Regions from separate parts of the Homo sapiens genome. Here region 1 is linked to region 2. Evidence: chromatin loops called from intact Hi-C (ENCODE). Cell type or tissue: gastrocnemius medialis. All regions are shown on one strand. Links, peaks and the distances in the headings refer to the core of each region. The heading gives the core; the rest is flanking DNA. Region 1 overlaps LOC105376360 (a long non-coding RNA gene). Region 2 overlaps LOC105376360 (a long non-coding RNA gene).

What was found. Hi-C counts contacts between places; a loop is a spot of excess contacts. Peaks named below come from ENCODE experiments on the same cell type or tissue, not always from the same donor. Only the 100,000 strongest peaks of a DNase experiment are listed, where the experiment ranks them.
Region 1: a loop joins it to region 2, with 4 times the contacts of the local background. A loop is called at or near these places in 1 of 110 quality-filtered maps.

What each region holds. Positions count from the first base shown.
Region 1 is chr10:3,565,361-3,580,288 of GRCh38, reverse strand. All of the region lies in intron 1 of LOC105376360 (a long non-coding RNA gene), which reads right to left. Among named protein-coding and RNA genes, the nearest start is that of LINC02669, 70 kb to the right of the region's middle. In gastrocnemius medialis, for the core only: no CTCF peak of the experiment used is centred there; DNase peaks (open chromatin) are centred at 9,278 and 10,487; H3K27ac peaks cover 2,039 bases.
Region 2 is chr10:3,744,030-3,758,957 of GRCh38, reverse strand. It overlaps LOC105376360 (a long non-coding RNA gene), which reads right to left. Exons shown (of 2, transcript NR_131187.1): 2 at 8,194-10,270. It overlaps LOC124902540 (a long non-coding RNA gene), which reads left to right and starts at 3,661. Exons shown (of 3, transcript XR_007062364.1): 1 at 3,661-4,005; 2 at 5,188-5,301; 3 at 6,940-7,131. It overlaps LOC105376361 (a long non-coding RNA gene), which reads left to right and starts at 908. Exons shown (of 3, transcript XR_930578.4): 1 at 908-998; 2 at 1,370-1,471; 3 at 2,293-2,377. RefSeq lists enhancers at 911-1,130, 3,032-4,231. In gastrocnemius medialis, for the core only: no CTCF peak of the experiment used is centred there; a DNase peak (open chromatin) is centred at 9,147; H3K4me3 peaks cover 496 bases; H3K27ac peaks cover 2,500 bases.

The DNA of each region.
Region 1 (14,928 bases), core at 8,239-10,738, 180 kb after region 2:
AGCTGATAGACTGTGGCTTCAGAAGACTTGGACAGCACAGTATTTAAAACAAAAACAGAAGCACAGCAACAGTGGCCTGGGTGTTTAGGCAGAGTTGGGTCCTCCACATTTCATTGCTTTCTTCTACCATCTCCTCCTGCTTGCATGACCAGCCTGCCTTTGATGGCAATTCTGCTGCTTCTCCTCTAGGTATTCAGAATAGATGCCTGATAAAAGCTGAACTAGCAGGGACAGAAAACCTAGCCCACAACTCTTTGATTCACTGGCTGACTGGCTTTTGTGGAGTTGCTTTCTGCCTTCGAACTCTCAACCCAGATGAACACATCCACTCTTAGGACGTTGTTGGTGACATTTAACACACTCCACCCTGCAGCCGAGGCAGAGACTTTTCTTTTGTCTGGATGCTAGAATTGCTGAGCTTCTTCAGGGCACATAATCAGGAAATGGAGAATAATTTCCTCTTCTATTTACAGCTTGCAAAGTCGGCCAGAAAACTGACAGCTAAATTTTATCCCACTTGCAGCTAATGCACATGTATGTTATTAATGCAGTTGTTTTCTGATAAACTCACTCTTCACTGTACTTCTCCAGGCTCACTCTTCTGTAGGAATTTCCTCAGGTACTTTTTAAATTTTATTTTGTTGTGCTATTTCTATTTAAGGTGCAGATTCTAGCTGTCTATTTAACTTTCTATCAACTATCTTTATTTACCTATCATCTATCTATCTATGTATCTATGTATCTATCTAACATCTATCACTATCTATCTATCTATTATCTATGTATCAATCTATCTACCTATCATCTATCTAATCTATTACCTATCTATGTATTTATCTATCTAGTCTATCACTATCATTTATCTCTGTTTACCTATTATCAATTACCTATCATGTATTAATCATCTATCTCTATTTACCTATTACCCAGCTATCTTTCTATGTATCTATTTCCATTTACCTATCATCTATATATCTCTATCCATTCATCTATCAATCATCTGTTACTATTTATTATCTATCTAATCTAACCCTATTTACCTATTATCTATCATCTACCTCTATTTACTTATTATCTGTCTATTGATATCTATCTATCATCTATCTCTATTTACCTATCATTTATGTCTATCTATCATCTATCTATATCTATCTCTATTTACCAATTATCTATCTAGCTAGGTAGCTATCATCTATCTATTACTATTTATCTATGATCTATCTGTCTACCTATGTATTTATCTAATCTATCTATCACTATCATTTATCTCTATTTACCTGTTATCCAGATATCTATGTATCTATTTCCACTATGTATCTATATCTATCTATCCATCCATCTATCAATCATGTCACTATTTATCTATTATCTATCTATCTCTATTTACCTATTATCTATCTATCATCTACCTCTATTTATCTATCTATCTATCAAATATCTATCTACCTACCTACCTGTCTATCCATCACCTCCCTCTCTCTCTCTCTCTCTTTCCATATACCCAAAAATCTCCAGGACACCACAGCTCCACAATCTGAGTTGTATGCACAAGGCAGCTACCATATTCTTGATTTACCTGGTGCTGAGCCACAGTTGCTTGGCTCAGAGTTGAGCCCTTGACTCAAGGCAGGGCCAGTGAGTCTTTCTCCAACAAGCTTTTAGACTTAGGATTCAGACCAATATCTCACCAGGGGTTGAGCTGTAATAGTATTAGTATATGCAATAGTACACTCAAATAATATTGCTGATAACAGAACGGTAATAGTGATAGTAGCACTAGACTAGTAACACAGGACAGCAATACTGGTGGTAACACTAGATAGTAACACAAACACAGTGACAGTGGTGGCGAGACAAGAAGTGTGAGGAGGTAAAAAAACACTCAAGCACTGTCAGCAGCCCTGCCCCCGCCACTCAAGAAGCCACTCTGGGAAGGAATGAGTGCAAGTCACTGTTGTGGGGGCAGGGAGAGAGGAGAGTTGGGGAGAAGTGCTGGTCCTGTTTCTGAGGTTGAGCTCAGTCTTGGCCTTTGCTGAAGTTTGGCTATTGGGTTTTGTTTTGGACTCTGTGAGACAACTGCCTCCTTTCCTAGCAGAGGCTTTTCACATGAAGTTAGTGACTGGTGGAAAGGTCTCAGCACTTACAACTAAAGAGTTACAGTCAACACACTGTTGTACAAATAACACAACCAAGACAAGTTAGGCAATTAATAGGTTCATAAACGTAATTCTTCTGGCAAGTTTCTCTCTTGATAAGCAGGCAAGACCCCACATCTGTCATTCCTTTTTTTTTTTTTTTTTTTTTGAGATGAAGTTTCACTCTTGTTGCCCAAGCTGGAGTGCAACGGCAAGGTCTTGGCTCACCGCAACCTCCACCTCCTGGGTTCAAGTGATCCTCCTGCCTCAGCCTCCCAAGTAGCTGGGATTACAGGTGCCTGCCTCCACGTCCAGCTAATTTTTGTATTTTTAGTAGAGACGGGTTTCACCATGTTGGCCAGGCTAGTCTCCAACTCCTGACCTCAGGGGATCAACCCACCTCAGCCTCCCAAAGTCTGGGATTACAGGTGTGAGCCACCGCGCCCAGCCTGTCATTCTTTCTGAACTAGTGCATGCTATGGATGAATTGTACCAGTTGTAGAATCTGATGGATGCAACGAGTTCTGAAATATTAAGAACACTGCATAAGTGCAGTGCCATTTGTTTGTGAAACAGATTCACTGGCATGAAACTCCATTTCAAATGGTCATCGTTTGTCTAGAATTGTCCTAGCCTTCTTATTTTTATACAGGGCTATTGCCTCAGGCCAGCACACAAAAACAATTGTGCATACTAATTCCCTGGGAAGGTACCCTATTGGAACTGACTCACAGCCAGTCATGTAATAATTCCACCATGACCTCTCGTCCCATCAACATTTGAACAGATTGTGTGTTCTCTCATTGACCAAGCGCCAGGTGAAACAAATGGCTTGCACTTAGAGGACGGTGCCATGCAAAGCACGAACATATATTTAGACACTAAACATGCAATAATTACAGTGAAATTCTTTTACTAGAGGGGGCATAATAACTGAAATGGGTGGAAGTTACTTGCATACTAAAAATGCCTCATTCTCACACTCACTCAGGATAAAAATTTCGAGCGGAATGCTGAAAAGAATTGGTGCACTGACTAAACTGTATAAATTGTCCTCTCGCTCTTGAGTAAAGTTGAATTGACATGAGTCGAAAGAACTTATACAATCCCATTATACAATTTTACTGTAAAACAATTACCACAGCATTTAATAATATTAAACCTATGTTTATTTTTTACATTTTCTTAATTTATTACTCCATTATGCTCATAGCATAGGCTATTAATACAATTTAGAAGTGAGCTTAATACTGCAATTGGATGAAGTTTTCATGTTCTTCTTTTTTAGTTACTGTAGCAATAAAGAAGAAGAAAACACCAGAGAGGTGTCAAAACGGTGAATGTCTGTCAGGTTAGAAAAGGAAAGACTCAAACTTCCAGGATAAAAAAAAAATTGATAAAATTACACTTCATTCTCATGAATTTTGTGATGTACTTTGAGTTTCAATTTCCAATTATATTCCCAAAGGCTTCTCTTTCATATGTTTGATAACATATAAGATTTCTGAAAAAAAAAATTTCTAGGATTCTTTTTCACCAGGCTTTTCCCTCATAAATTTGATACTTTTTGATATTATATCTATGCAATATAACAATAATTGAACAAAAACTTTTAATAGGGTAGCTAGAAATATACTTTTTTTTCCAGTATGCCAAATAACAGATTTCAAAAACTCCCCCAATACACTGATTATGTGACTCATACTTTGACCAATTTAATCTGTTTTTTTTGGTATATGTAAACAAAATCTTAGAAAACATTGGTAATACACTGAGGTTAATTCTGTTTAGACATATCTCCCCTCGAGTGACTCTGGTTTGATGCCTTAAACCACATACTTCCCAACTTTCAGTTGCCATTCATGTATATGCTACCATACTCAAAAAAAAAAAAAATCTTTGTATTCAAATGTCCTCTTTTCTATATTACCAACTTACCTCAGAATTACTTTTTTCCTCAACAAAACTACTAAACCAATTAAGCATAACTAATTGAAAAAAACATTCACAGGGTTAGAATCTGAAGTGGTCTCATATCTTTTCACATTTTATTAATTTGTTGCCTTCAGAATAAAAATTGACAGTCTTTATTTTCTAGTTCAAGAATTGCAGACATTCTTACAAATTTCCTGTCTTTAATAAGCAGGCTAAAATAACATCTTAACACACACATAATATCCTTTATAATTCATTCCTAAGTTTCTCAAGAAATGCTAGTCATGCACTTTGAATTTCAATAACTATCTGCCAACCAGCCACCATAGGTGGGACCCCTTCTTGGAGCTGGGGCTATTGAGGACATTGTTAAACACGTATTTCCTGTCTGTGCCCATGAACAATCACATCCTAATAGTTGCAGAGTTTCATAGAAAATACACTTTCTGAAACACTTTATTGTACTTTAATGTTATTTCTCTCTCTCCTACTAGACATGAGCTCTGTGAAGTCAAAAACCACCTTGCACCCAACCCAGTTTCTGTCATTTAGTAGAGATCAGCAAATGATTGATGGATGAATCGATGAATGAATGAATCTTTAAATCAAGATATGTTCTTACTGTACAGCCTAGAAGATCTAAACTCCCTGTAAAATTATCATTGCACAGCTAATATGCCTTGTAGTCCTTTTAAATCTCTTTCTTTTTGAACACTATTGCATTTATTTTATTGAGTCTGCTTTTGTTTTCTTAAAAGCTCAACTGAGAGTGAAAATGATACTATAGAATAGAAGTGGCTACAACCTGGTTAATTATTTGAAATTGAATTCTCCTTTAGGTATCATGATTTGGTTCAATAGGAAATCATAGACAAACTAGGAAGGTGTCCTGTGAATTTGAATGCACTGATTCGTTTCTGTATCTGTCACTGTACACTTTTCTATTTCAGATATTAAGAGTTTGATGCAGCTGAGTGTTATTTGAGGGCTCCCCTATTGTGGGAAATATAATAATTAACTATCTCAAAAATATGTGAGAAGCTACTTTGGGCGTTTTATTTTTTTCAAGTCATTGATGAATACCAACCTGTGGTTCATTTGTGAGCAATTATTTAAACTAGTCACGTTCACTCACATTTAAGTTTGAATAATTGTAAGTTTCACAGTCCGTAAAGGACTTTCAAATTTATTATTTCATCTTGTATTCTCAAAAGCTTGGAGATGAGAGGTGGGAAAGACAGGAATTCATGCCCTACTTCTCAAAGGAGAAGGTTGGGAGATACTCAGTGGCTGCTATGAAGTTGATATTCAGAAATCCACCCAAGAATTCTGAACACCAGGCTCACAACTCTCTCCAGAAAGTAACTTCGCCCTAGCTGAGATCTCAGGAACTGGGTGATCAATGTCTTAAGAGAAAAAAGACAAAGTCAACTAGACGTCCGGAGACTTAGGTGTGAGCGTGCACTCATTTCTCTGGAGGTTTTGCCTGGGCTTCTCTCCCAGGCCTGGAAAGGACGGAGGAAGCAGAAAGAAGACTATTCTTAGAATCATTAAGTGCTCTCTAGCAGATACGGTAGAGATCACAACTCGAAATGCCTGGGAGGGTTCTCTTAACTGACAGGCTTGATATAAATACATTGCTCACTGCAGATGGCACCCACTACGGAGCTTTAGGCAAAAGTCAAAGATAAAGTTGCAATCTCTAGTCAAATGCTGTACCGTGGAAGCCCAAATACTCGGTATTGAGGGGAATATATTGCTAATATGACCACATCTCTAAAGCAGGATTGTGAGAAAACTCTAACTACAAGTTGAAGAATCTCAGCTCCATTTATGTGAAATTGCTTAACACCAACCTAAGAGCTAGGCTTATTGAGGAGAAATAGAAGCACTCTTGGGTAAAAGGCAAAATGGTTTATATAATGGAATATCTTGCATAACAAATGAAAAGTTTTGCAGGGCTGTACATAAGTATGCAATCAAAAGGAAGGACGTAATTCACTTTTATCTTTCCAGAATCTGCTTTGACCTTCAAACAAAATCACTCGCGTTGGTATTCTCTGCAGTACCTGCGTCCTCCTCTGCACATAGTTGGTGCTTAGTAAATGTTTTTTGGTTTAATTAAACTTTCTAGTTAATACTCATATTTTAAACTATTTTGTTATAAGCTAGACTCTGGTTAGAATATGAAGAGAAATGCTTGCGAGGAGTCCATTGATGAACGCTATTTTTAATATATTTTATGAATTACCTGGTGGTGTTAAGAGAATGATTTTGCAGCTCAGATTCTGTAATTCTGTAGCTCACCAGCATTTTGTGTAAACTCAGTGAAGAACTTTAGCCTCCCTGTGCCTCGATGTCATCATTTGGGAATGAGAACCCGCAGGCTGTGAGTTGAAGTCACCTCCAACCGCATGATGACCGGGAGTTTGAAAGCAGCCTGACACCCGGCCACCAGGAACTCTAACCCTGTCGAATCTCCAACACATTACGGACAGGCCCCTGCTCCTCTGCTCATTTCTGAAACTTATTTTTAGACACTGCTTCTCCCCCACCCACCTGTCCTCACAGGACTGTGCGCTCTGGTTTGGGAACAGGGATTTGAGCTTTAGCCAAAGGGGTGTCAATGGCAGGTGCTGAAATACATCTGAACATATCTCACCCCTGAGTCCTCCTGAGGATAGAAAAAGGCACAACCTGGTATCACAGAATCTTTTATTACGGGTATGGTGATAATTCCGAGTATTTGTTCCCTAATTTTATGCAAAGCATAGGCTGTCAGTGAGAGATCAAGAATGAGTTTATGAAACAAAATAAAAACTCCACGAAGTGTCGGGGTGCACGTAGCTTCGATTTGGAACCCCTTGAAGCGATTGTAATGCAAAGAGGAAAGTGTTTTTTTCCCCACCATTTTTGTCAAAGTTTAACTTGGCATTGCCACATCCCTAGTGTCTTGTAGGGAGGCAACATCAGCTCAAGGGAGAAGGCCTCTTGGTTTAAGGAAGGAGACCTCTGTTGAGGCTCACAGATGTCCGAGTTGCTGAATATCCTGGGTGAACAGGTAGGAATAAGAGCCAATTGGTAAGGTCTATAAAGGGATTTGACTCAGATAAAATACACCTTCCACATTAACATTTATTCCCATCTTCTCACGTTAACTCTTAGGGCCTGGTTCTTTGCATGTGGGAGATGCTCAGTGGTTTTTTGAAAATCATATAGTGTTTCTTCTAACTCTGTGACTGTGAATGCATTTGTATTTTAATTGGAAGGTTAAAATACCATGAGCTATTATGGGCTATTAGGACCTAATTTTGCTGCAAGAATGAGTAGAAAAAAATGGCCCATATCTTTAATGTAGGGAAGGTAGGAGGACTTTTTGGAAAATGTAATCCAAATTTTGATCTTAAAAAGATATGAGCCATGGACTTGGATTATGCACTGTCAAAATCAGTCTAATGTGTTATTACCTCAGGAGAAAAAGTTAACCATTCTTAGAACGATCTAACCTGGTGTTTAAAAATAGAAACAAAATATTTTCCTACTCTTCAAAAGCTATGTTGCAGCTGTTCATGGGAAACTTTGCATGTATCATCCCTCATCTTGCTTTTATAGACAGACAGATACATTCTTTCAATATGGGAAGAACGGGGAACCAAATGTTAGGAGGAGGTGGCTGGAATGTCTTCCTTGTAAGAACTGACTGAAAAAATTAGAGTTCTTTTGTCTGAAAGATGAAGGCCGAGGTGAAGAAATGATCAAAGTTTGTAAATTCATGAAAGGCATTGCTAACGTGATCATGGACCTCTTAGCCAAATCCCAGAATATTTAAACTGTGGCGTCAGCCTTTGAAGTTTGAAGAGGGTAGTTTTAGGATAGATGAAAGGAAGTCCTTTCATACAGCAGAAAGGAAATTTATGGAAGTTTTCAGAAGTTACAGGCAGAAAATACTGCCTACACATTTTTAGGGGACAGGATCGATCTGTTTAAGTCTCTTGTGAGGAAGATTGTGTTACATGCAGAGCCTTTTAAGGGAATAGAAAGAGTCCATGTTCCTTATGAGACTCTCTTAGTTTCACTCTCTAGGTTATAATACATAGGGAGGAAAAATTACTTGTTCTAAGATGTTCATAATGGTTAATAAATGTTCATGTATGGAGCTAGGGTAAAAATACGAACATGACACCTGTCAGTGCCTACTCAGGCTGTGATTTCTGAACTTTCTGTTTTTAGAAGAGATTGGTGTTCTCCAACTGGGGTCACTGGAACTTCTGTCTTCATAGGAGACCTGACTTCCATTTGCCTCTGATGCTCAGGCACAGCCCTCGGACGTGGACATCATCAAACGTCCTCTTCGCCTTGGAAGGGGGCAAACAAAATCCATATTTCAACTCCATTTTCTCACTGGGAGGAGAGAGGGGCAGGTAAAACCCATATTTCCACTTCATTTTCTTTATATAGTTTGATCTCATTGTATCTAAATAATGACTTCTTAGCAACACATTCTTTTCACACGTGGGCTCTGCATCTTGATTTAGATGATTTCCACGGAAATACCTTTCCTTCCTTCCTGGCCATCTGTTTAAGTTGGACCATCATCCACCCGGGATCTATCAAGAGCTGGGCAGCACTCCGATTTCACACACGTTTCTGATCACTCTTCCTAACAATCCGGGCAAGCACACAGGGCAGAAGTCACGGACGGGCCACCTGGGCGGGCGCTCCGGCCCAAGCTTAGCAGGGCCCCATGCTGGGTTCTTTAATGCCCCCTCGTCACTGCCTTGAAATTCTTAACCTTGCTTGTTCATGGGGCCTGCATGTTCATTTTGCACTGGGTCTTGCAGATTCTGGAGGGGGTCTTGGAGAAATGTCCTTTAATCCCCGTTAACAAATGAAGAAAGGAATGATCGGAACCAGCGAGCCGCTCATCTAGCACAGGGACTCGCCAAGGGAGCGGCTGAGAGGAGTTGTCACCTTCGCAGAGAGGCCCTGCAGGCCGTCTTCCACAGTGGGAGGCCACTGGCCACACCCCCAAGGAGAACACAGCGTTGTCCCCAGTGGCACTGCTGTAGGGAGGGCAGGTTTTCCAGATGCTGGGGAAGCACAGTACTTTCTGCATTTCAGTAAAGACTCATTTCTTCTCGTTGACCTTGGACGGCCCTGCCGGATAGGAGGTGGGGACTGGCACTGGGGACAAACATGGCTCAACACACTTTCAAACACGATGCACAGCCTCGATGAAGCCAGCCAGCCCTTTTGGCTCGAGCCCCACATTCCCTGCAAATGAGTGTTCTGTACTGAAGGACAATTTCCCCCTCACTGGGGCCTTCCTGTGGCCCCTCAGCCCCTGCCCCTGTCCCCAAGGCTGTGCAGGGTGTGCTGGGCACTAGGGGACAGTGACCCCGCTGTGGTATCAGTGCTCAGGAGCAGAACAATGATGCCATTTTCTTCGCTGAAAGGTCTTTTTTCAAAGCAAAATAAAATGCCCAAGGCTCGAGGGCCTTTGTTTTTTGGCTGAAATGTCTCTGTCCTCCCAGCAGGTTCCTGTTTTGTGACAATTCCTGCCAAAAGGTGTTTGACAGGCTTGGCTCCCCAGTGACCACTCCCTGGGACAGGCCTGCTGCCCACCGATAAAATAAGAGGTGCCGCCCAAGACCCCTGTCCTCTCAGGGCTCTGGTGTTTAAAGTCTCCATTGCATGTCATCCTTTATCTCCCCACAGCTGCTGCCTGGGTGAATGAAACATTTAATGCCTTGCTTCTTGTTTTAAGTGATGTTTCAGCTAATAGCAGCAGCTGAGTAGCCAGATGGAAAGACAAGGGCTAATGCAGTGACCGAAAGGTCTTTACAGTCGAGGCTGCTGGAAGAACACAAAAGAGAAGTTGTTTTGCCCAAGAAGAGGAAGGGGCGCTTGCTTTGAAACTTCCTTTGCTCCACCGTCTAGTTTGCACCATGGCCCAGGATGACCGTGGGCAGCTTTGCACAGCTAGCGTGAAGCCGTCTCTGCCATCGTGTGCATCTGTGTTACATGTTTGAGAATGGAAGGCCGCTCCTAGGCAGTGCTGGCTGCAGGGAAGGGGACACGAACTTAGCTTAGTGCCCTAGGGTCCTGGGCTTGGCCGTCTGCATGATTTCCAGGATGATGGTGGGCAGCTTTGCACAGCTGGCGTGAAGCCGTCTCTGCCATCGGGTGCCTCTGTGTTACATGTTTGAGAATGGAAGGCCGCTCCTAGGCAGTGCTGGCTGCAGGGAAGGGGACATGAACTTAGCTTAGTGCCCTACGGTCCTGGGCTTGGCCGTCTGCATGATTTCCAGGATGATGGTGGGCAGCTTTGCACAGCTAGCGTGAAGCCATCTCTGCCATCGGGTGCCTCTGTGTTACATGTTTGAGAATGGAAGGCGGCTCCTGGGCAGTGCTGGCTGCAGGGAATGGGACACGAACTTAGCTTAGCCCTCTGCTGTCCTGGCCTTGGCCATCTGCATGATTTCTTCACAAGGGGACCCACATTTTCGTTTTGTTTGAGTCCCACAGATTTTGTCCCCAGCACTGCCTGTTAGTGTTTCCTACCAACACTAAGGCTCAGCACGGAAGGCCCCAAACTCCTTTTCTTTATGATATGAAATCACTGCGTTTCTACTTAAAATTAGATGTTATGTGCACGTGCACTATTGGGTGTGTATATGTCTGTTTTTTTTCCTTTTTTACTTTCCAAGCCTTTTCTTATTGATATATAGTAGATGTACATATTTGGGGGTACCTGTAATAATCTAATACTTCCATGTAATCAAATGGTAACTGGGATATCCATCACCTTAAATATTTATCTTTTAGTTACACTGTGTCTGTTTTTAAAGAGGTGCTTGTGAATCAGAGAAAAGAATGCTGGCAGGTGTATTTTGAATTAGAGTGATAAAAATAATAGAAAAACTTCCGAGTGAATTTCACATCCATTTGCAGTCATTGTTGCTCCATCTGTTCCAATGTAATGTGATATTTCTTACCTTCACCTCGAACGTCATGTTCTTGGATTAGATTTCAGTTTATTCACTCAGTACATGATACAATGGCTGGCCTGTTCCTCACAGGTGCATACTGAAATGAGGTGCCTTGCCCATATTATTATGGGCACATAATAATATGTGCCCATAATATTATCACAGCTCCAACCTCTACTACCAGGAAGCAAAAGGCTCACTTTTTTTTAAGTTATAAATTTTGGTAAAATTTTTCACTTTTTTTAAGTTGTAAATTTTGGTAAATTTTCTTTAAAGGGACTCTGTATGGAGCCATTGACCATGCAATCTATGCGATGGGCATGCTTGCGTTTCTAGGTGGCTTTTAATTGTAAAGGACACTAGATTTTAGAACACATGCAGGTAGTGAAATGGCTACATTTGTAAGAGGAAGAAGAAGGGTGGCAGGAGAGAGAGCCCATGTTCCTCACGGCTCTGTGTCCCAAAGCTGGCCCCAGGGCAGGTAAGGACAGGGAATTTGGGACTTGACCTTCATCTTGGTATTCGTCCCACAGTTCTAGGGTCTGGTTTGCCAGATCCTATACGGTTGGGGGGTGGTTTGCACACTTCCTGTGTTAAGGACCAGATAGTATCTATTTCAGTCTTTGTGCACTGTAACGTCTCGGTTGCTGCTACTCAACTCTGTGGCCACTGCATAAAAGCGGCATGGGCACTGTAAACCAATGAGCATAGCTGTGTTCCAACAGGAACAATCAAAAATAACAACAACCTGCTCCTCGTGCTTGTCAGATATGGTGGCCCTGATAGCTCAAGCACAAGGAATGATCAATTTTTTATACATTCTGCCATGCTGAGAGAAGGACCTAAAAAAGTCCATGCAGAGAAGTAAATGGCAAATAAGCTTCATTTATAACCTTCCCTGAGACATACATGTCTGTGCACACAGGTGGTGTGGGTGAAGGGTTAAGGACTGAAAGAGGCATGGCTCTGGTTGGACTTGAGACAAATGCGTGAAGCCTCAATATGTAGTGGATGAGCCAGTGAGGGCCTGTGAGGCCTTTTCACGCCTTGTGTTCCTGCCATACAGACCATGCCTCCTCTTCTACCAAAGGCCGGTCAATTCTCTCTCAAGGAGTGGACGATGCTACCCAGAAGGATTCTCTGAAAAGATGCAAATCTATTAGGAGGTGCTAATTTAATTTAATTTAGCATTAAATAAACTAGATCCACCAGGAGACAATGAAAAGCAGCTTCTTTCTTCCCCAGGTCTGTCCCTCTGCTGGCGTTTCCTCCCCAGAGATGGAATTCCAGGCAGGTTCCTGGAGGGATGGGCATAGACACCACTGGGTCTCCTGCGCATGAGGCCTCTGGATAGACTCCCTCTCAGCAGAGGGACCCAGCTGTCATGCACGAGGCCCACATCCAGCAAGTGCATACTGTGGTCCCATTGTCAGTAAAAGGGTATGGCCTCTCTCCCGTCTGAAAGATCCAGCCAGACTCACCTTTATCCTTTCTCAGGCATAAGTCAAATATTAGTCACTTCTTCCTCAGATCCCAGGGATGTGGCTCAAGCTCTTTAACTGCTTTTTGTGAGGCTTATCTGACTTATCCTGAGGTGAGAAGGGAGCAATTCCCTTCTCCCGTGGGGTAAGCAGAGGCAGGGCAGGCGCTTTCCAAACCTCCTCAGCCCCTCACTGCTGATGTTGTCACCTTCCCGTATATCATGGTGAAGGTGATGATGCAGTAGCTCTGCCCACGGTGCTCCCCTGTTCCCCTGTCTCCACAGCCTGAGTAGAGTGTCCAGCAGCCACCTGCAGTGGGCGAAAGTCCTTTGTGCCTGTGGTTGTTGTTGGTGGTGGTAGTGGTGCAGTTGGGAGCTTCTGCTGAAAATTTTAGGACAACAAGAGAAGCACGTCTAGCACCCAGTTACATCTGCAAACAGCCACAGCAGCAGAGCCAGCAGCTTTGCAAATGAACATGCACAAATTCTTTTGCTTCCATTTTGCTTTCTAGGTACCAGTAAGATAAGACAGAAAATGAAGAAAGGAGATAAGAGAAAAAAAAAGATGTCTGACTAAATGAGGTAAGCAAAAGCTTGCCTATCTCTTCATTATGATAAAAAAAGTATTTTCCTTTAAGAAATGTTTTTAACTGCTATCAAAAATAATCAGAGGAGGGAAAATGTGCCCTTGTAATATTTCTGGGCTTTCTTTATGTTCTTGGGCTGTTCCTATCATTTCTCTATGAGTTTGATCTGCAGCAGGTAAGAAACAGAGCCTAATGGAGCGGCACCTTGCCTTCATGTCATCAGTTCCAGCAGCTGGTCCTTGGCTCACACTGAAGAAAGAGAATGAAGCACCACTTCCTGTGAAGAAGGGTTTGTTTTGAGACAACATTGATCTCCTGTATGCTGCCAAGACATTATGTAATCAAGTGCTCTACATTTAATGTATGCATGGTGTCATGGGGCTGCTGTCATCTTTGACAAAACAATATGCTTTTTAAATGTCTACTTTTGCAGTGTGCAGTGGCTCATGCCTGTAACACCAACACTTTGGGAGGCCAAAGCAGGTGAACTGCTTGAGCCCAGGAGTTTGAGACCAGCCTGGGCAACATGAGACCTCATCTCTACAAAAAATACAAAAATTAGCCAGGCATGGTGGCAGACACCTGTAGTCCCAGCTACTCAGGAGGCTGAGGTGAGAGGGTCGAGTGAGTCTGGGAGGTGGCAGCTGCAGCATATGGCACCCCTGTGCTCCAGCCTGGGTGACAGAGTCAGACCCTGTCTCAAAACAAACAAACAAATAAATAAATACCTACTTTGGGAAATATATATTTATAAACATTATGACCCAATACAGGTATCTCTTTCTAATCCAAAGACTGCTTCTAGTCTGTGTTCTAAATCATTCCACCTCCTCTTCGAAGCATCCTATGATCTAGGTGTAGAATGTTTTTAGATAGAACACCTTTTCCGGGGAGAGGGAATGTTTACATATCACATTGAATATCAGTTTTGTGGTATACAAAACTTGAGAGGTTAGAAGGACAGTTGTGGCTCAGCTCACCATTCTGAGGGCCTGCAGTTTGGGCTGGGTTCAGCCGGGTGGTTCTTTTGCTGATCTTCCCTGGCTCGCTCAGATAGTTTGGTCAACTGACACATTGGCTGAGTTGGTTGTTCCTGGATAGCCTCTCTCATGGGTCACATGCTCCAGCAGGCTGGCCCTGGCTCCTTTCCATGGTGTATGTGTTGTACAAAACTAAGAGAGAGAGAGACAGCAAAAGCTCCAGCACTTGGATGCTTTCGAGACTCTCCTTGCATTAGATTCATAATTGTCCCATTGGCAAAAGCAAGGCTCATGGCCAGCCCCAGATTCAAGCATGGTCATGGTGCCTGAAAGGCTTGTCTGTACCTTTTTCAATCTACCACTGTGTGTGAGTCCTGTCTGTATGGGGTGAGGCCAATGACCAAATCCATTAACCCTCCTCTCATTTGGCAGAAAAATAGTGTGGCTCACTGCCAGTGCTCATTTAACATAGACGAGCTCTTTGAGGCTAAGGAAAATCGGACTGACTTTCAATGTGAAAATAAAATATAAAAACTGTTCTTGGAGTTATCTCTAAACAGAACTAACATCAGAATTATCCGAATAATCAGAATCATGTATTTTGGAAAAATTGGACTCACCAAATGAATCTTTGGCCAACAACTATTGGAGAACGATGTTAACATCACATATAGGAATGCTACGTTTCCTAGGATTAGACATTTTCAGCGATCGATAGTTACTACACTTTTTAAATGGAACGACCACTACTAAAAACAGAATGCTACAAATAGAATGATGTCTTTTGTTTCCAAAGTTGACATACCGGAGTGATATAAA
Region 2 (14,928 bases), core at 7,965-10,464:
GGGGTTTCACCATGTTGGCCAGAGTGGTCTCAAACTCCTGACCTCAAGTGATTGGCCTGCCTTGGCCTCCCAAAGTGCCGGGATGACAGGTGTGAGCCATCGCACCTGGCCAAGATGAACGCAGTGGGATGATGGCCTGGCCCTGCCCCCTGGTGAATGATCTGGGAGGTGTGAGCAGGCATCCTCCATCCCACCTCTAATCCCAGCGTCACTCCATCAGGAGGCAGGGCACTCTGTCATCAGAGGACAATCCCAAAGTCTCTGTGAAGGAGGAGGCAGAGGAAAGGGAGCCTTGCCAGGCGCAGAAGTGTTCTGTTCCTTTGAAGGTGTGTTGATTTGGGTGGGAGAGGGCAGGGAGCAGTGTTCCCCATAGGCTGTGCCTGAGTGTCGGCACAGGTGTTCCTCAGAGAGTGAGACCAGTTTTGACTGGAGAAGAAAGTTTGCTGGGACAGAGTGGGACAGGATGCAGTGAGACCTGACCCATCAAGGTCCCTGGGCCCATACTTGGGGAGATTTTCAGCCACCCGGGGATTTCCTTTCTTTATCTGCAAAATGATGTCTGGTGACACTGAGCTCTTTGCTGCCGGTGGCATGTTAGCCTTTTCCTGATAGAAATGCTGGGATTGGGGAGGGCTCTCGGTGTTTCTGAGTTGGAGGAAAAGACTGACAAAATAGGTATTTTAGACACGTGTCCATCTGTGGTATACAAGGTACACACAGGGAAAGAAAGAAAATAGGCACTTACTTCACTTATGAAACCTGTGAAAATCCCCTGAAGGGAGGTGTGATTAGTCACAGCTTGCACATAGAGAAAACAAGTTGCAGAGAAGTAAAGAGATGGGGCTGAGGCCACCGGCTTGCAAGGGACCCTGCCTGCAGCTTCCAGAGCCCAGCGGCTGGGCCATGCGGAGAGGAACGGACTGGCTGGGACCTGGCATGGGTCCAGTCCTGCCACCACTTTGCTCCTGGACAGGGTCATCTGTGCCTCTTTTCATCCGGTGATTATTGCACTTATCTAATAAATAAAAATTACATGAGACGCTATAAATAGAAGTTCTGGACATGGTAGGACCGCATAGGCATCAGCTATGATTTAAACCACATGGCAACAGCATGGCCTCTAGGAAGAGGGAGGCAGCGGGGAGGCTGTTCTGGTGCGAGATGAGCTCTGAGCAAGGCCCAGACAGGTTGCTGGTTAAGGCAGGAAAGGTGAGTCATCTTGTTCTCTAAGATTCCGAGAAGATGTCCTTAGGGTGATTTTTACAATGTTTCTTTGAATCACCTTTTTCTGCTAATGATGACAAATTACACTTTTAGAGATAATTTGAGTGTATTCCCTTCACTTAGTAATGTAATTTGTTGTTTTCAGGGCAAATAAGATTCGACGATGCAGGAATCTCTGGGACTTTGCTCCTAGGACTGCCCGGGAATCTTGACCCATCGCTAAGTAAGATGGTGTTTATAAACACAGGTGAGTTTCCTGTTTGTAGGGTTGTCTCGGCAAGACGTGGTTCCATGAGGACCAGTTTGCCCAGGTGCAGATCTGTGGTTTACACACATAAGTGACATCTGTAGGACCATGATGTCGCTCAGAAGCACTGTAGTGATGGCTGAAATTAAGCAGCCACAGGGAGACCTTTAGCTACTTAAAGAAGTCCAAATAACAGAAGAGAGACTGGTGTTGACCTTAGGTGACAAGGCCAAGAGAACTGAGCCAGTATCTCTGCAGCACAAGCCAGCAAGGCCACAGAGAAGAGGAGTCTCTGTTGACACCACTGCTGCTATTGTTCTTTTCCCTGAAAAACACAGTGTTCTCTGTTCTTCATCTCCCTTTACTTATTTATTGGATTTTCTACATTATTCCATTTGCTTAAAGTTCCAAAGAGTACACATAAGAACACCATTGATTGAAATAATTAAAACAGATAGCTTCAATAACAGCAAAACTGAACAGCAATGCAGCAGCTGATTTCTCTTTTGCCATTCTCTTGGGGTGTGGGTTTTGAAAAGCCAACTTGACTCCAGAATTTTTCAATATGCTTCGCTGTTGGAAATGGCTATGCCTTAAGGAAGTCAAGACCAGCCTTGTTCTCCTTAGACCAAGAGACCTGAGGAAGCACCTCACTGGCCCTCACCTGTGAAGGGGAATTGGCTTCTCCTCGGACAGTTATGAGAGTTTGCACCCTAGAAGTGAGGTGCATAGCAGCATGCTGGATGTGCTGTTTGCTTTTTTGTAAATAGGTGTTCTTTTGTTCATGCAAGATGTTAGAGAATTCTGTTTTCATTTTTTAGGGGAACCTCTCAAAGGAACAAAAAGCATTTATTCACTCAACCTGGGACTTCAACTTTATGGAAGAAGTAAGAGAAGAAGAGGAAGAAGAGGAAGAAGAAGCGGTGGCGGCGGAGGAGGAAGAGGAGGAGGAGGAAGAGAAGAGGAAGAAGAAGAAGGAGGAGGAGTAGCAGGAGGAGAAGAAGAGGAGGAGGAGGAGGAATGCATTTGTATTCCGTCTGGAAAAGAGCTTTCCCTAGGCAAAGCTAAGACACACAGCTGCAGCCTTGACCGATGACAGCTGTCCATTTCAGGTCCCACTCATAGAAATAATGACCCGGGCACAGGCAGCAATTGTAGCAGACGCTATTCCTTTTTTCTGTGTGTGCATCATTTTCGTTTGGTTTGTTTCTTACTCTTTGGTAGGAATTTCTGCTTGATGCTCCCACAGGACCTCGGTTCAGCTGGATCAGTGGAAAACCTGTACAACTTGTCCCTTTATAAAAACTCCCAGTTACAGTTTTTCTTTGATATTTACTTTGGAATACCTAGAGACTCTTCCCACCCACATCCCCCTTTCCAAAGACAACATGGTCGTGTTGGAAACAAAATTCGGGAGACCAGAGGACTTTGACTGTGGGAAGAAATGTGGTAGTTTAGGAACCTGCGACTCCTTCTTCCCAGCCCTCCAGACCCTCCAAAGAGCTGTTGACAAGAGCCTTAGATGAAGGCCCTGAGCTGTAGCCTAGCGCAATTCTCCTTTGCCTATCTGAAGAGCAGGACAGGCAGGATTAGCGAGGCAAACAAAACCTGAAGGACTTCTTAATAGCCAGACATCTGAGGCCCTTCAGAACCACTTTGAAGATCGGGGGTGATACTGGCTGAGGCTCCAGGTTTATCATTTGATTTGTGACTTTCAGCTCAGGCAGGAGACAGAGAGGAGAGTTCACCAGAGACAAGTCACTTCTGTTGAATGAGTCACCATCGCCACACAGCTGCTTGTTCCAGAGCAGCTATGGTGGGGACATTGTCTAGGATCCCAGGAAAAGTGAAAACATTGACCGGAATGTTTCCAGCACAATGAATGTGATAACAGAGAATGAATAAGTGGAACAGCTCCAACACAGCCAAGAAGATGTTGCTTTATGAGAGCTGACTTTCCCCAGAGCAGTGCGCTCCCATCACAAGGAGGATTAATTCATACATTTCAAGGCCTAAATGACAGACGATAAATGTGTGTAATTATGTAAGTGAGCCCACTGTGTTAGTATGCAAAGGTGCCCACTTTTCCTGCATCAGATATTGACCCTCTTCCATGTCAAAATTCAGAGAGTGACAGCTGCCAATCTCACCCCAGCATCCTCACCTGCTAACCAGGTATCTGTACTCACTCAGCGTGCCTGCTTGGCGAATCTCAGCTGAGTCAGTTACAACAGGTCCCCTTTCAGACAGGTGATGATTAGAAGGTTTGTGACTCAAAGAGCATGACGTGTTCCCTTTCCTCTGCAGCAGGAAGATACTCCCTGATATCGTAGCAGTGACTCAGCCTGCCAAGACAATCCATTTCATTCTTGTACCATTCTTGCATAAATCACAGTGCAGAAAGCTTGGCAAGATAATTTTTAAATTTTAAACTCGACCAGGAGAACTGTTGAGAAATAAGACTTCATATTGAAGTACGTTTCCTCTCCTCGGAAGCTTTCAAGAGGCGATGCTGGGTGAAGGGTTACTCCAAGGTAAATAAATGGTACTGTACTTGGTAGTAAACAGGAGCTGAGTGCTGATTCAGCCAGTCACAGGCCGTTCCTTCCTGAAGAACTCAAAAGCTGTTAGCATGTAAAGTGGGCTCTTCCACAAGGTGACAGATCAATCAAACTCTGTCATCTCCCAAACCTCTTTGAGGCAGGGTTCCATCAACAGATACCATCTTTGTTCACTTTACAGTTTGGGGGGTGAGGAGAAGGGCAGAAAAAGAACTCTCATTGGAAATATTATTTAATGTTTTAAATTAACTCAAAAGATCTTATGTTAATATATTATTTTTGTGAGTTGTTCTGAATTTAGATTCGTTTCCGTGTAATAATTCAGATACAAAGCTAAACATTGCAGAAATGATGGCAAATACTCATTTAAGGTTTATTATGCACAAAACACCAAGATATGTGTTTTGTATTATTTAGTCCTCTTGGAAACTGAAGCAGATACTGTTATTATCACACTAAGACAGGTGAGCAAACTGAGGCCAGGAGAGGCATCCGAGGTTACGCAGAACCCAGCCCACGACACACAGCTGCACTCTTTCCCTGCAAGTGACAAAGTTTAGCTTTATAAGCCAGGATTGCCTTTCTTTTCACTCTGACTAGAGAAAAATAGTTCAAACACAGCCAGAAAAATGTTGCTTTACGAGACCTGACTGACCCCAGAGCAGTGGGCTCCCATTATGGGGAGGACATATATAAGAGCCTAAAATTATAGCTCTAAAATTTATATCATTTTATTATATATTTATCTGAACTTTTTTTATTATTATTTATTTATTTTTGAGATGGAGTCTCACTCTGTCACCCAGGCTCAAGTGCAGTGGTGCTATCTCAGCTCATTGCAACCTCCACCTCCTGGTTCAAGCGATTATCTTGCCTCAGCCTCCCAAGTAGCTGGGATTACAGGCAACCACCACCACGCCTGGTTAATTTTTGTATTTTTAGTAGAGACAGGGTTTCACTATGCTGGCCAGGCTGGTGTTGATCTGTCCTCAGGTGATCTGCCTGCCTTGGTGAACATTTTCTATATATGTAAAATATTGTTATATAATTTACATTTCAGTTCAATATATCAGAGCCATGTCCTTGCTTTGTGTCTTTGCCATTCGAGCTGCTGTAACAATACACATGGCTTAAACAAGTATTCATTTCTCACAGTTCTGGAGGCTGAAAGTCCAAGATCACGATGCTGGCAGAATCGGTGTCTGGTGGGAGCCTGTTTCCTGGCTCGTTGATGGTGCCTTCTCCTTGGGTCCTCACCCGGTGAAAGAGGTGAGGGAGCTCTCTCTGGCCATTTTTTCTAAGGGCCCTAATCCCATCCTTAAGGACTCCATCCTTATGACCTCATCACTTCCCAAAGATGGCATCTCCTAATACTTAAGAGGTCAGGATTTCGACATGAATTTTGAAGGAACACAAATATTCAGTCCATAGCACCTTCCAAAGAGTTAGAGTGTGTGTTCCCAGCCTCAGCCACGTTGACATTCTGACGGAAACAGTTCTTTGTGGTAGGAGACCGTCCTGTACACAGTGTGTTCAACAGCACCCCTGGCCCTCACCCACTAGATGGTAGGTGCATATCTGTCACTTGTGACAAGCAAACTTACCTCCAGGCATTGCCACATGTCCCCTGCTCGGGTGGGATGTGGGAAGCCAAGTCAACCCCAGGAGAGAGCCACTGATGGAGACATTCCAGGGCAATCTTATTCCTGAAGTCCTGTGTCTTAGTTAGAAACGTAAAATACGTGAGTGGCAAACAACCCAAGACTTCCTTGCTGAACAGCAGGAAATCAGCCTCCTGTAGCCCCACTCCTCACCTCCACTTGGCATGACCAACCTCCTCAGTCCTCAGTGGGTTTTCTTCCCTCTTCCCTGGAACTGTGTAAGGATTCCTGATGTCTCCACCAGGCCCTAGCCTGACACCTGCTCCTCACGGCTCAGGACGCTGCCCCTCAAAGGCCTGGCCCAAAATAGGAGCTGATAATCTGGCATGACTTCTTATACTAAGCCTTCCAATTTCTCTCTGGATTAGATTCTTTTCTCCCTCTCCCTGGGATAGGAAACATTCAGAGTTTGACTCTTGATTTGCCCACCACCCCAGGGCTGTGCCCCACATGGCTTCTTTGGGATATTTAGAAGAAAAATCCTCATAAGAAATTGACTGTGAGGGCCGGGCGCAGTGGCTCACACCTATAAATCTCAGAACTTTGGGAGGCCGAGGAAGGCAGATCACTGAAGCTCAGGAGTTCGAGACCAGCCTGTCTGTACTAAAAATACAAATATTGGCTAGGCATGGTGGCACACACCTGTAATCTCAGCTACTTGGGAGGCTGAGGCAGGAGAATCGCTTGAACCTGGGAGGCAGAGGTTGTGGTAAGCCGAGATTGGGCCACTTCACTCCAGCCTGGGTAACAGAGCGAGATTCTGTCTTAAAAAAAAAAAAAGACTGTGATAGGAAATGGTTCTCTCTAGTCCTCAAAATGTTTTTTATGAAATAGATCCCATCACGATGAGACCTGCTGCATTCATGATGTCAGAATCATCATACAAAGGTGCACACTGGTGTATTTAAACTTGGGATATGGCATGCTTGCCTCTGTGCAAACTGTACATGCCGATTTCCACTCTCTAGGGGATCATTCTGAGGCCACCAGGGGCTACTCTGATAACACACAGCCCTGCAGGAAGCAGAGCTCCTCCTGGCCTCCCCAACACCCTTGGGGCAGAACAGGAACTTCTCCAAGCACCTGTCCTCCTTCTACTGCAATTTCTCCTTCACCTTCAGTGATTGTCTTTATATAATGTAGAGCCCAAGTTCAAGGGCTTGTCTCCAGGATGATGCCTTATGACATACAATTTTCTGGGCAAATTTCTACCTCTTTCCCATTAAAACCATGTCTGCATCCACAGTGACACGTTCCTGAGAACACTGCGGACAGAAGGCGCAAATGTCTCATACCTGAACTTAGCCCACGTGTCGCTTCTGTGTTTATTATGTTTTTGTTAGAATTGGTCTGTGTTCATTCTAAGTGTAAAAAGAACGCAAATTAAATAGGATACAAGATATATGACTAAAACCTTTTAAAACTAATATTTATATGAAATAAGACATTCTGTGTTATTTTTAGGTGAGGTGAGAAAAATGTCCTATTATAAGATATATAGTTTCTTATAATGGAAAGAAACATACATATTTCCCATTAAATAACCTCTGACATTATTTTAACATTTTCTACCAAGTTTATTACTGATAAATAGAAGTCAAGAAATAACGCCACTGAGAATATCCTATATTGAAGAATCTTGTTTTATAAAGCATCTTCCCATACAATGATAATCGGTTACTGTAATATCTTTTCAAGCCATACCACTCAGAAATATTTTAAATATTATACAACTTTGTATATATATATATATTATATATATGCATATTTTCTTTAGTCAATGACATGATGCTTTACACAAGTCAAATATTATATTCATAATCTTAGAAAAGATCTCATAAAGAACTTGGTAACTAACTTTGAGTGTATGTGAGACTCTTTCAGGACACTCTTAAGAAATCAAACATTTGGTATTGTGTTCTTTGCTCGAGTACAACTTGATCATACGAGTCTAATCTGTGTTTCCATGTTTCTGCATTTGAATGAAACTAAACTGAAATGCTTGGAACCAGTGCCTTTCCTCTCTGAAGGCTCTGCACTATGGGCCATGTGACTGTTCTCAGATGTTGAAAGAAACCCACCTCCAGGAACTGGACCTCACTTGACCAAGCAAACCACGCGACACCAGCCTATGTGTCCACTCACCCTTGAAAGAATGGAGGGAAAAGCTTCTCCTGCTGGGCTGTGTCCTGCAGCCGGGAATCCTGGCGGGAGGCAGAGGCCTCTGATACGCTTCTGATGGGTGGGTGGGAGGTCCGTGTGTGCGTGCATGCGTGCATGTGTGTGTGAGAGAGACAGGAATGTGCCTTCTTTATCAGAAGCCATTTCCTATGTTCAAATGTGATTTCTCTATTTATCTACAATCTCAACTAGAAGCATAGAAAGAATTCTCACTCATGTTTAGGGGGAAAGAAGTCCAGCTGTGTCTATGAAAGCATTCATATTATCTCTCCCCCACCCCTTCAATATCTTGCCCAAAGCATTAGACATTCACTGTAGGTTTAGGCTAAAAACTTTATTCTATTTAGCTGAGCGTTTCCAATATGTTAATAGGAATATGAGAGAAGCGACACGCTTGAAAACATCACAGTTAATTCCTCCATTGCAAGATACAGTGATTGATTGATAGATGATGGATAGCTAGACATAGGCAGACAGATGGATACAGAAGCATAATAACATAAGTGGAAAATGGTCAGAAGTAGCAAAAGTTAAGGGGAAAATTGCCTTGAATTTCCCCACTGAGCTACCTTTGGCAGTGTCTAGGAGCCCCAGGAAGCGCTCAGCACACATGTATTAATCAAGTATGCCTTAAACATTCAAGCCTGGACACACAAAGCAATTTCAGCTTTTTTGTGAAATAAATATCAGGTATTAAAAACATACTTGGACACAGAACTGTTTTCAGTCCTCGGACAAAGGCCAAATAATCTGAGATGTGCACTGGGAAAAAAAGAAAGGCAGGCTTTCAGTTTCCTTTGGCATGAATCCAATTTGTGCAAAGTGCTGAGCCTCCACATCCTGGGAGAAGCCTCAGCCTAAAGCCCTCCTGGGGCCACGCTGGTTCCCTTCCCTGATGGCTGGACCCGGGTCGTCTCAGGGGCTTCCCAGCTGGGCTGCAGGGTCAGCTGTCAGCCATAAGTGGGCCCTTTGCTTCAATTGTCTCTGATGTCGCTAAGCTGCTGCAGAACCGGAGACAGATACAATGTCAGACTCCGTCTTAAACCCCAAGGACTGTGTCAGGGCCACTGTCATTTCATTCCTGTCTTTCAAATATCTTTACAAATGTAATTAATGGGGAATCAGCTGTCAAATCCATCTTTTAATAATCAAATCTTAGGTGGCAAGATTCGATTTTGCTTTGGGTTTCCTGATGGTTCAGAATGTGTTCCACGCAGCTCCCTCCCTTCTCAGCCAGTTCCCCGACCAGCTCGGGGGAACAACTATTTTTAGATCCAGGCAAGCCCCGGAGTGTCAGACGGTGAATTATTAGCTGTGACTTCAAAAACAGTCACGGAGATACTTTCGAAACCTCTGATTTCTCCATAGCATGTGGACTTGAATTTATATCCTGCCTTTACAGCCCAGATTCCTGTGGTGTAGAGAGAGGCAGGCCGTCAATGCAGCCCACATCTGATGTTCCTGGGCTTATTATTATTATTATTATTATTATTATTTTTTGAGATGGAGTCTTGCTCTGTCTCCCAGGCTGGAGGGTAGTGGTGTGATCTCGGCTCACTGCAACCTCCACCTCCCGGGTTCAAATGATTCTCCTGCCTCAGCCTCCCAAGTAGCTGGGATTACAGGCGCTCGCCCCCACACCCAACTAATTTTTGTACTTTTAGTAGGGACAGGATTTCACCATATTGGTCAGGCTGGTCTTGAACTCCTGACCTCAGCTGATCCACCCACCTTGGCCTCCCAAAGTGCTGAGATGACAGGCGTGAGCCACTGAGCCTGGCCTAGGTCTTATCAAAGCTCTGAAACTACTCCTGGGGTCACACTGGTGATGCACAGTGTCCTTAGATCACGTGCCTGCATTCAGAAGCAGCCCTTGTGCTCTGCACACCCCACTGGGGACCTTCACAGACGCTTCACCTGGCACACACAGCCAAGGACAGGGCAGCACTCAGAGCTACTCCACCAAGCCCGAAACCTACTTGCTCTACCTTTTGCTCTTTCCTTTATATTTTTTTTCATAATGTGGAGGTCAGACGGAGGCAGCATATTAACTCTTAGCACTGACCTGAATGTTCTACTTGAGCAGGTCTAGGAAAGCAAGGTCTGTAAAATGCCTGCTCGCGATTGTTGAGTACGATGTTTCACAAAACTGGAGAATATCAACACAGTGCCATTCCAAACTCCTTATTTTATAGAAAATAAATGGAGGCCTGGAGATGGTAAAGGACTTTCAGCAGGGTTATGACAAAACCATAAACCTGATGATGCCTGAAGTGTCCAGACTTCCAAATTCATGCGGTTTGGAGAATGTTCTGCCTGACAGCAGCAGGGAGTTGTAAGCAGGTTCAGCGTCATCCAGAAATGCTTGTGTCAGACCACCGCTTCCACAGAGGGTTCTGCAGAGATAAAAGTAGACAAGATGGCGAGGAAAAGGTTAAACACTCCCATTCTCTAGGATTGCCTGGCATAATTCTTTGTGCTCATGGATGTCATCGTCAAGATTCGCGACTGTGGGCAGGAATGTGCAGGTGGGGGAGTCAGCACCAATGAATCCTATTAATTCATGCCAGCCAGTCACTTCTGCTTTCAGGAAAAGATTCAGATTTCCCCAGTCTTAGGAACATTAAAAAAAAAAAAAAAAAAAAAGAAAAGAAAAGAAAAAAAAAGAAACAGCTTTTGGTTTTTTTTTTTTTTTTTTTTTTTTGGAGGAAACTGTCTTTCATACTAGATTTAAAAAGGAGGGTGTTTTAGAAGTGACAGATGCAAATATCCCCCACCAGTGTTTGTACAGCTTTGGGCAAGTGACAGGTCAACCTCCAGTTGTTGACAGGGAGAGGTTTTGTGAGCCAAACACCTTTATCATGAAGTATTATCTTGTAAAAATATTTACTAGGGTGTAAGTGCAGAACATTGTGCTTCCAGTGAGGCACACGAATTTTGCAACCGTGATGCAGTCCCACAAAACAATACCCAGGAAAAGGCCTTATTTTTCTCAGCCCTTGCTGTGCACGTTGTTTGTATGGAAGCGTTCCCTGATTGGCTCTGCCTCTTGTTTTGAAGTTCTGTTTTCACGGTTGACCATGCTTCCCGGTCACATAGAATACCTTTTTATTACTGCCCCTGATTTTTGTGTAAAAGAAATTTGAGTTTATGTCATAAAGTGAGTGTCACTCCTAAGAACCAAGCTTGATGAAAATTGTGCTCCTATCTGGCAAACATTCTCATTCCCGTGCATCTTTGGCACGGCCGTCTTCTTCTGTGGTGTTCAGAGTGAAACAGAGTCAACCATCAAACCGGAGGCGTTAGGACGCATTGGAGCTTTCCGGTAGTGATAAAGACACGTGTGGCATGGATGAGTTGCCTTCAGGGGAAGAACAGAGCCACCCTCTGTGTCTTCGGAAAGTTCCAGAATCTGTGTATTTGGGCTTCCCGCATGCACAGTGTGCTCAGGGACTGTGGCTGCAGGTGGTCAGATACCTAGGACCACGGGAGGAGGAAACGGAGCTTCAGGAGCAGTGCCCTCCCCCACTTTTCCTGTAATTCAGAGCCATAAATAGAGCTGGAAATGAAGCCAGGCTCCACATTGCCCAGCACATCATTCTGTGGGGATTACAGCCTCATTCACGCCGGGATTACTGCAGCAGCCTCTGAGCTGCGTCCTGGGCCAACACCGTCCACATTCCGTTCAGCTCGCACACTCGTGCCAGGCTGAGCCTTCCTGGGTGCCGCTTTCATCCCGCCGTCCCCCAGTTTGAGAAACAGAGAACATCGCGTGTGCCGACTTCATCCTGCCTCAGCCCCAGCAGCTTTATGGCGCTCCAGGGTCCCTGGCCGATGTCCTCCACGACCTGCATCCCTCTGTCAGGGACCCTGTTCTCCAGTACCCCTGCTCACCGCATCTAGGTGCACCCATGCCTGGCCACATGCTCCTGCAGACGCCCCCTGATCCTCCACCTCTGTAGACAGGGGCTGGATTCATATCAGTGGTTCCCAAGGAGACTCCACAGACCAGAAGGGAGAGAATCAGCTGTGAATTTTTACTGCAAATATTGCCATGGGTTGGCAAAGCCACCAAAAGTCCCTTCCCAAATTAAACAAAATGGGGATACGCACCACCACCCTCACCCAACACACACAAGTCTCCATTTATTTTAAGTCAAACTCAATGAAGCTGGAAAGGCTCCACATTAGTGGTGTTGCACAGCTGCTAATTCAGCCTCCCCTGGATTGTGGGGCGTGTAGGCTTGCGTGGTGTTCTGTCCAGAGGACACACGGGAATGTGCAAGGTGACCAGAAGCCTCCAGCAGGGCTGTCACCTGGCAGAAAAGTTTGAGGTCTTTGGCTTTGCTGTGTGACGATGAGCCGGAGAGTTTGGCAATGTGTGTAAGAACAGTGTGTTTAGGGTGGGTAGATATATGGGTTTAAGAAATCGATTACTCCAGATTTTATAGCCATAAGTGGACTTAGCGTCTTCATGTTTAAGGTGGAGAAATGAGCTCTAATGGTTAAATGACTTTCTTAAATGTCTTGGCAGCAGAACTGGAGGTGAAACCCGGGGATGTGGCCCCCACGCGGAGTTCCCACTGCACCGAAGTGCTTCTCTGCCTTGTATTGCACTGCAGTGTGAAATTTATACATTTAAAAATGTTTCAGTCTATACCAAAATTAGCCGAGTGCGGTGGCATGTACCTGTAATCCCAGCAAGTCGGGAGGCTGAGGCATGAGAATCTCTTGAACCCGGGAGGCAGAGGTTGCAGTGAGCCAAGATCGTGCCATCTGCACTCCAGCCTGGGCAACAGAGCGAGACTCCATCTCAAAAAAAAAAAAGTTTTTGTCTAGTTGTAAAATATACACTTACTATAAATATTAGACTGTAGGAACAAAGAACAAAGAGGAAGAAAGAAAACAATTCACCATCCAGCATTACACATAGTTACAGATCCTGTCAATTTCTCGTTCGCTCTCTCCTTTTCCTTATGTCTTTACATCAGAACCCTATCTTACATATTGTTTGAAACCTGACTCTTTCTCATAAAATATATGAATATCTTTTCAAATTAATAAACATCGCTATACACAACAACTTTTAAGATTGACCTGGCATGCTACTACCCGGCTGTAATCTCATTTACTGGATCATTTCCACATTGACGCCATCTGGAATACTTCCAATTGCCATTATCATTTTAAGGCAGGTATTTTCCTCATCAATTTTACATTTGTGTTTCCTTCACTTGTGACAATTTCCTGAGACCCTTTTGTGCTGTGGCACCCTGCTGAGAGCAGCTGTGGTGTTGCCAAGCGTCACAGGCTCCTCTCTAATTCTAACGCTCTTTCAAGTAAGGGACTGTTTTTTGGGAGGGTGCAGCACGCTTTGATGAGCTGGATATCAAGGTCTGCGTCTGTGCTGATATTTATTTACTCTTTGGTTCCTTCAGTGCTTGTTTTCAGCCCAGTGTTCCTGCTGTTTCATGGTGATTGGCAGAAGCTGCACTTCTGAGAGATGGGAGGAGGGATTCTTCTTCCTCTCTCATCCCATCACCTGCTCCAGAAGGCAGCTGGAGCAAGATGCGTATGGTGACAAGACTGTTAGGAGGAAGGAGAAATTCTAGAAAACAATGTGACATCTTCAAAGGTGAAGAACTTTGCAGCTCATGGAATTACAGTTAACTGAGAACCTTGGTTCGAATGAGTGGATGGATGACTATTGGAAATAGAATAGTGACTTTATATAAATTGAACAATGGGTGGAGATAGCTTTTGGGCATGTGAATATTGAATGCATGTGTGTTTTTGTGGATGAGTGTGGATTAGAGAGTGCGAGAATATTCTGACTGGCTGGTATGGTCCAATGGAAAATAAAGAGGGATAGTGATTGTAAGATTTTTAGGAGTAAAATTTAATATTTTTATATCATAATATAATGAGAAGCTTTATTCAAAGACTGAGATTGCTTTATTTCTAAATTTTTATTTATGTATTTGTTTACTTTATTTTTTTATTTTTTGAGGTGGAGTCTCGCTCTGTTGCCCAGGCTGGAGTGTAATGGTACCATCTTGGCTCACTGCAACCTCCACCTCCCGGGTTCAACCAATTCTCCTGCCTCAGCCTTCCGAGTAGCTGGGACCACAGGTGTGTGCCTCCACTCCTGGCTAATTTTTGAATTTTTAGTAGAGATGGGGGTTTCACCATGTTGGCCAGAGTGGTCTCGAACTCCTGACCTCAGGTGATCCACTTGCCTTGGCCTCCCAAAGTGCTGGGATTACAGGTGTGAGGCACCGCATGAGTCCTTGTTTACTTTAGAAATAGAGTTTGCTCTGTGGCCCTGGCCTGAGTGCAGTGGTACCATTGGAGCTCATTGGAGCCTTGAACTCCAGCGCTCAAGGGATCCTCCCACCTCAGCCTTCTGAGTAGTTGGGATTACAGGTATGCACCACCAAAACCAGTTTGGAATTGTTTTAATATGGCAAAGGAAGGCAGGAAAAGGAAATATTAAGCTTTCAGTCCTCAAGGTCAAGGACAAAGCCATGCTGATCACCTATCAGCAGCGTGGGGCACAGAGCTGGTGAGCGCCAGATAAAGGTTTCCTGATGCTGCTTGAATGGGATGCTTGTCCTTCCTCACTATTCACTGCAGCTACTTTATTGCTCTACTTAGTACGTAGTTAATCTAATCAGCACTATTGCGAAAGAGATTATGCTAGGCGCTGTCTTTGTTTTAACCTTCTTTCTTTCCCCATAAATTGTGACTCTGATATCGATGGTAAGATTTCAAAATGTCAAATACTAACTTACATTATTCTAGTAGTTAATTGAGAAAAATACAAAGATACAGAAAAAATAGGGAAAAGTAAAATATATAGATAACGATTCCAGGAAAGCTTAATTAAAAAAAAAAACACACAACAGGAGTTACAGCAAAAGAAACTTGGAAAAACAGAAATTATAAAAGAAATAAATCAAGAATATTGTTCAAAGCTAAAGAATATAAGCCTTTAAACTAAAAGGCTCATAAAATACCAAACAATTCAAATTAAAAAAAGAATTGCAGCCGG